Linked DNA regions of Homo sapiens: region 2 is linked to region 1. Evidence: read pairs that join two places in POLR2A ChIA-PET (ENCODE). Cell type or tissue: Caco-2. All regions are shown on one strand. Each heading gives the region's core, and the rest is flanking DNA. Links, peaks and the distances in the headings are about the cores only. Region 1 overlaps FRMD4A (FERM domain containing 4A). Region 2 overlaps FRMD4A (FERM domain containing 4A).

Region 1 (2,807 bases), core at 162-2,661:
CTGTAATCCCAACACTTTGAGAGGCTGAGGCGGAAGGATCTCTTGAGGCCAGGAGTTTGAGACCAGCCTGGGAAACATAGCAAGACCCTGTCTCCATAAAAAAATTAAAAATTAGTTGGGCATGGTGGTGCATGCCTACAGTCACAGATATTCAGGAGGCTGAGGCAGGAGGATCTCTTGAACCCAGTAGTTCAAGGCTGCAGTGAGCCATCATCATTGCACCACTGTACTGCAGCCTGAGCAACAGACAGACACCCTGTAAAAAAAAAAAAAAAAAAAAGGAAGCAAACTGGAGACTACGAAGGAGGTGATCAAGAGGTGATAGAGTTGGTGTAGATACTGAAGTTCTATTGGAATGCTGATGTGTGAACGGGAGGAGAAGAAGGATGTTAATTAGGGGTGAAAAGCATCAATGAAGGAAGAGGCAGGGGCCTGGGACCAGCCTGTGATTCCATCTGGAGGACAGAGTGGCTCGCCCTATCTTGGGGATGTCTTGTGAGTACAAGAATCACAGATGGAAAGAAGGGCAAGGGACAGGGGCATCTTCCTTAAATCACATTGATAGGTTCATGTATGGTGCACATGTGTCACATATATGATGCAAAAGGGGTCCTGGCCCCTTGGTGATGGCATAGATGTGTGTAGCCACATTTAAGGAGTCACCAGTTGAAGTAGAGATGTTGAATTATTCTCACAGAGAAAATTCCTCAAGCATAAAGAAGTTCAGAAAAATCTCATCTTTTCAACTGCATTATGCTCTGACCTAGGTCTTTGCCATTTTTCTTTCATTGTGTATTTTTTTCCAAGTGACCAGCAATGCTGAATGAAACAGTCAATCCTGATTTATTTGGACTCCTGGACAGTGTGCCCGTACGCGCGCGTCCACACACACACACACACACACACACACACACACACACACAGACACACACACACTTTTTTTTTTAATACTCAACTATTCAGGATCAGAGTCCATAAATCTGTTTTTGAAACTTTCTCTAAAAAGAGGCTACAGTTATGTGCCTCTAAACATCTGGCCAAACTGCAGAAGAACCCAGTTAACTATCCAGGTGTGAAATTCACAGTGGGCTGAACATGGGTATTTAGAAGTACTCCACGCAGTGGGATTTCTTTTTCAGCTTTCTGTACACAGACCAGAAAAGCAGCTCAGTAATGGTGTCAACTAGATCCATTCCTGTGGGAGTCCCACTTCTTAAGAGAGGAAGGAATGATGAACGAATGAATGAATGAATGAATGAATGAATGAACGAACAAACGCAACAGTGCTCTCAGCTCTGGAGAGAACAAGCTACAGAGCCCAAAGCGGCTGGATGCTCCGGCTCAGCCCCCCTCGCCTCCTGCCCTGGATGAGCTGCCCTGTGGGTTGTTACAGATCACTGTTCTTGGTTCAAATGCGTTACCTAAGACAGAGATCATTTGTCAAGTGAGCAGGGTACACAGAGAGCTGTAGGCAGATTATGGAAAGAGAGAGGGAGGAGAGAGAGGGAGGAGAGAGAGCGCGGGAGAGGGAGAAAGAGAGAGGGGACCAGGGCGAGGAGAGGAGCAGGCTTCTCCAGGAACGGCGCTTTGCAGGCGCTGGGGATTCAAGTTAGACCGGGTGGCGGTGCAGAGGCGCCACCCGGGAGAGGGGAGCCACCACGGCTCCCGACATGGCTCTTTTCATGTGGGATGCTTAAGCACGGCACACAGAGAGAGTAACTTGCAGGAGACAGAAACTGGCATGAGGATTCTGCCACCATGGAAGGGCTCCTGTCTCCGATGAGGACGAAGGTAAGGGGAGTGGATCTGGATTTCTTTTCCTTCTGCTTGGAGGGACAGAAAAGGCTCTGTGCATGGGAGGAGGCTCACGGAGCTTTTGTCTCATTTCAGAACTAGGCTGGCGATTGCAACTGGATCTCTCAAAGAATAGGCTTGCCTGCACGGCAGCGCGATCTGAGGGGAAGGGGAGAGCAGAGAGGGGAGCGAGCCATCTGTCAGCGTGGACAATGGGAACCTCAGTAAATGAGTTCGCCTCTCGGTTGATTAGACAGCCATATTTTAGCAGGATTTCCAGTCACTCTTGCTTTGGGGCCGTGCAGCCCTCGGAGCTGTTCGTTTGCAGGAAGTACCAATTTCTCAGATCGTATTGCTGTTTAGCAGGAGGAGTAACACGTTTAAGGCAAAGAGTGTGCCCAGCTCCCACTTGAAATAGCCTCTTTCCTCTTCCTCTTCCTCCTCCTCTTCTTCAGAGCAGGAGGACCAGGGAATCCTCTCTGTAGAAAGTAGGTTAATGCATTCTGGAGGCCAGTGTGTTCTCGGAAAAATAGCAGACCTGCAGAAAAGATTTCAGAGCACTGCTCTAGCCTGACATCTTGAACTTGGTCCTGTAACATTTAGAAATGCTCACGGGGAACTGGTTTTGGTCTCCTGAAGACTCTAAGCGCTTGTTCTTCTTGGCTGGAGTTTGCTTTTTCACTTTCAAGAGACGCTTTGAACGTGGGGTTTTCCATTATAAGCTCAGACGATGAAGGTGTTATTTGATATCTGCTATATTTACCTATAACTCTAAATGGATAGATCCAAAGTTTTCAATAATGCTAGAAATATTACTTTTCTTAACCAGAAATTTCAAAACAAATCAAGGGGCAAATAGATCTCTAAACACACAGCAGAGTTAAAGTCAATAGGACAAAGCTTTGATTTACCTCATCTCTTTGATGCCCTGTGTAATGATTTGGACACAAATAGACTCTTGTCATTGAACATTTTTTTTTCCTGCTGGTTAATGAGCCTGACCATGATATTTT
Region 2 (2,807 bases), core at 290-2,789, 340 kb after region 1:
TAAACACCAACATTTATTTCTCACAGTTCTTGAGGCTAGAAGTCCAGGATCAGAGTCTCGGCAGGTTTGGTGTCTCCTGAGGCCTCTCTCCTTGGCTTGTGGACATCCGCCTTCTCCCTGTGTCCTCACTTGACCTTTCCTGTATACTGGAGTATCCCTGGTTCTCTTCCCCTTCCCAGAAGGACCCAGTCCTATAAGGACTCAGTCCCACCCATATGACCTCATGTAACCTGAATTACCTCCTAAAGATCCTATCTCCAAATACAGCACATTCTGAGGTATGCTGGGAGTAAGGACTTTGGGAATGAATTTTAGGAAGGCACATAGTTCAGTCCCTAACAGTGACCTCGAGCAAATGACCTCTTTAAGCAATTGTGAGGTATTAAGGCAGCAATGTGTGCAAAGCCACCCACCACAGAGCATCCTGAGACAGCCATGGGCCTCACTCCGTCATTTTTATAGGGACACACTGTGCTGCCTGGGATGGGCCTCTGCTTTCTGCACCTGGGAAGTCCATGCTTCACAGGAATGGTCTGCTCTGCTCTGGCTCTGAAGACAGCAGGCTCAGTGTTTCTCCAGGGAAAGTCGGGCCTCCAGCTGGGGCAGCACACGCCGGCTCAGACCTGAGTCATCACTCTGGTGTTAGGAGTCCACTCCTCCCAATCTCAAGCACTGCGGGACATGGCTGGTGGCTCAAGGCCCCCTTCCTTTCCTGAACCAGGAGCCTGTATGCCGTGAGCTATGATGTGGGCCTGGCTTGCTGAGCCTGGAGCCGGTGTGTCTTTCACATGACCATGTGGCAATCTGGAAAAGTCCATGTGTCTTAAGCTCTCAGTGTTGTACAAGCTGAAAGGAGAAAGAAAACAGGAGGACGCCAATGGTACCCAAAGCCAACTTAACTGGGGTCTCAGTGAAAACCTTAGGACTTTACAACTACATCTACAGATGCCCTCTGCATTACTCTGGTGCACGTTTTATGGCAGGAATCCTGTTGGCAGAGATGACCACAGAGGAGGATCACTCAGAAAGCATTTTCTCAAAAACTATAATTTCTTTAGTCTCCTGTTCAGGTGGATAATTAAATAAATGGTGATTTTCCCAAAATGCCTTTAGAAATGGTGGTCCTGGCTGGATGTGGTGGCTCACACCTGTAATTCTAGAACTTTGAGAGGCCAAGGTGGGAGGATTGCTGAAGGCCAAGAGTTCAAGAGCAGCCTGGGCAGGACAGCAAGACCCCATCTCTAAAAAACAAACAAACAAAAATTTTAATTAGCTAGGTGTGGTGGCATGCACCTGTAGTACCAGCTACTAAGAAGACTGAGGTGGGAGGATCACTTGAGCCCAAGAGTTCAAGGCTGTAGTAAGCCAAGATCCACCACTGTACTCCAGCCTGAGTGACAGAGCAAGACCCTATCTCTAAAAAAAAAAAAAAAAAAAAAAGGAAATTATTCTTCCAGCCAAGCCCTAAAGTCATATTAATCATTGCATTTATCTTAATCATCATTGGATGGTTTTTATTCAATGTCCTGGTTAAGGTCAGTATTTTAGACTGTATAATAAAGAAAACGGGCAATGTCCCCATCTCCCAGGAACTTACAGTCTAAGGTCCATATTGTAAGGTATGTAGCAAACAGAACATAGGCAGGCGCGGTGGCTCACGCCTGTAATCTCAGCACTTTGGGAGGCTGAGGCAGGCGTATCACTTGAGGTTAGAAGTTTGAGGCTAGCCTGGCCAACATGGTGAAACCCCGTCTCTACTAAAAATACAACAATTAGCTGGGCGTGGTGGCACATGCCTGTAATCCCAGCTACTTGGGAGGCTGAGGCACCAGAATTGCTTGAACCCATGAGGCAGAGGTTGCAGTGGGGCAAGATCGTGCCACTACACTCCAGCCTGGGCAACAGAGCGAGACTCAATCTCAAAAAAAAAAGGGAGGGAGGGGGAAGAAAACAGAACAGAGAGGAAGCAATGCAACAAACTGAGAAGCAGAGCAGCAAGAGACAAGTTTACAAAAGGAGATCATAAATGGCACATTGTGGCTGGGCGTGGTAGTTCATGCCTGTAATCCCAACACATTGGGAGGGCAAGGCAGGAGGATCATTTAGGCCCATGAGTTTGTGAACAGCCTGGGCAACACAGGGAGATCCCCATTTCTAAAAAAAAAAAAAAAAAAAAAAATTAGCTCTGCATGGTGGTGCACGTCTGTAGTCCCAGCTACTGGGAAGCCTGAGGCAGGATGGCTTGAGCCCAGGAGGTAGAGGCTTCAGTGAGCTATGATCACGCCACTGCACTCAGGCCTGGGCAACAGAGCAAGATCCTACCTCTAAATAACTAAATAAAGAGATAGCACGTTGTAATTCAGCAATCTTTCCTGTGATGTGTTAAATAGGGAGATGATTAGAGAAGAAAAGGTGTGCCCTGTTTTTCATGGAAAGGAAGGTTCTAGAAGAGCTAAGCCTGCTTTCTTCCTCCATCCCCTTAAGAGGTCTTCATTGGGCAGGTCACCATAGTAGCCACCAGATTCCTGATTGCTGTCATGTCATCAGAACAGGAAGCAGGAAGAAGAGAGTGAGGAAATGAAGGGAAGATAGAAAATATCGAACCCAACAGTTCTGTGCAACCAGAGATGTGTGTGTTAAGGGTACAACTTGCAGAAGAGGAGTGGGATTGGGATTGGATGGAGGAAAGCTGGGCGTAGTGCATGATGGTACAATATTCACATCTTCTTGTTGAATGCAAGGTTGCACTGTCAGTCAGTGTACCTGTGAACATACTGGTGCCCACAAAGAGATGAGATGGACCTTGA

The links. ChIA-PET counts read pairs that join two places held together with the same protein. Peaks named below come from ENCODE experiments on the same cell type or tissue, not always from the same donor. Only the 100,000 strongest peaks of a DNase experiment are listed, where the experiment ranks them.
Region 2: POLR2A ChIA-PET joins it to region 1 with 5 read pairs; 3 of 35 experiments call an interaction of 5 or more read pairs at or near these places.

Annotation. Positions count from the first base shown.
Region 1 is chr10:14,172,996-14,175,802 of GRCh38, reverse strand. The region is part of intron 2 of FRMD4A (FERM domain containing 4A); the gene reads left to right. Among named protein-coding and RNA genes, the nearest start is that of FRMD4A-AS3, 100 kb to the right of the region's middle. RefSeq lists an enhancer at 1-355. In Caco-2, for the core only: no CTCF peak of the experiment used is centred there; DNase peaks (open chromatin) are centred at 1,562 and 1,900; H3K4me3 peaks cover 1,447 bases.
Region 2 is chr10:13,837,625-13,840,431 of GRCh38, reverse strand. All of the region lies in intron 3 of FRMD4A (FERM domain containing 4A), which reads left to right. Among named protein-coding and RNA genes, the nearest start is that of FRMD4A-AS2, 150 kb to the left of the region's middle. In Caco-2, for the core only: no CTCF peak of the experiment used is centred there; no DNase peak of the experiment used is centred there.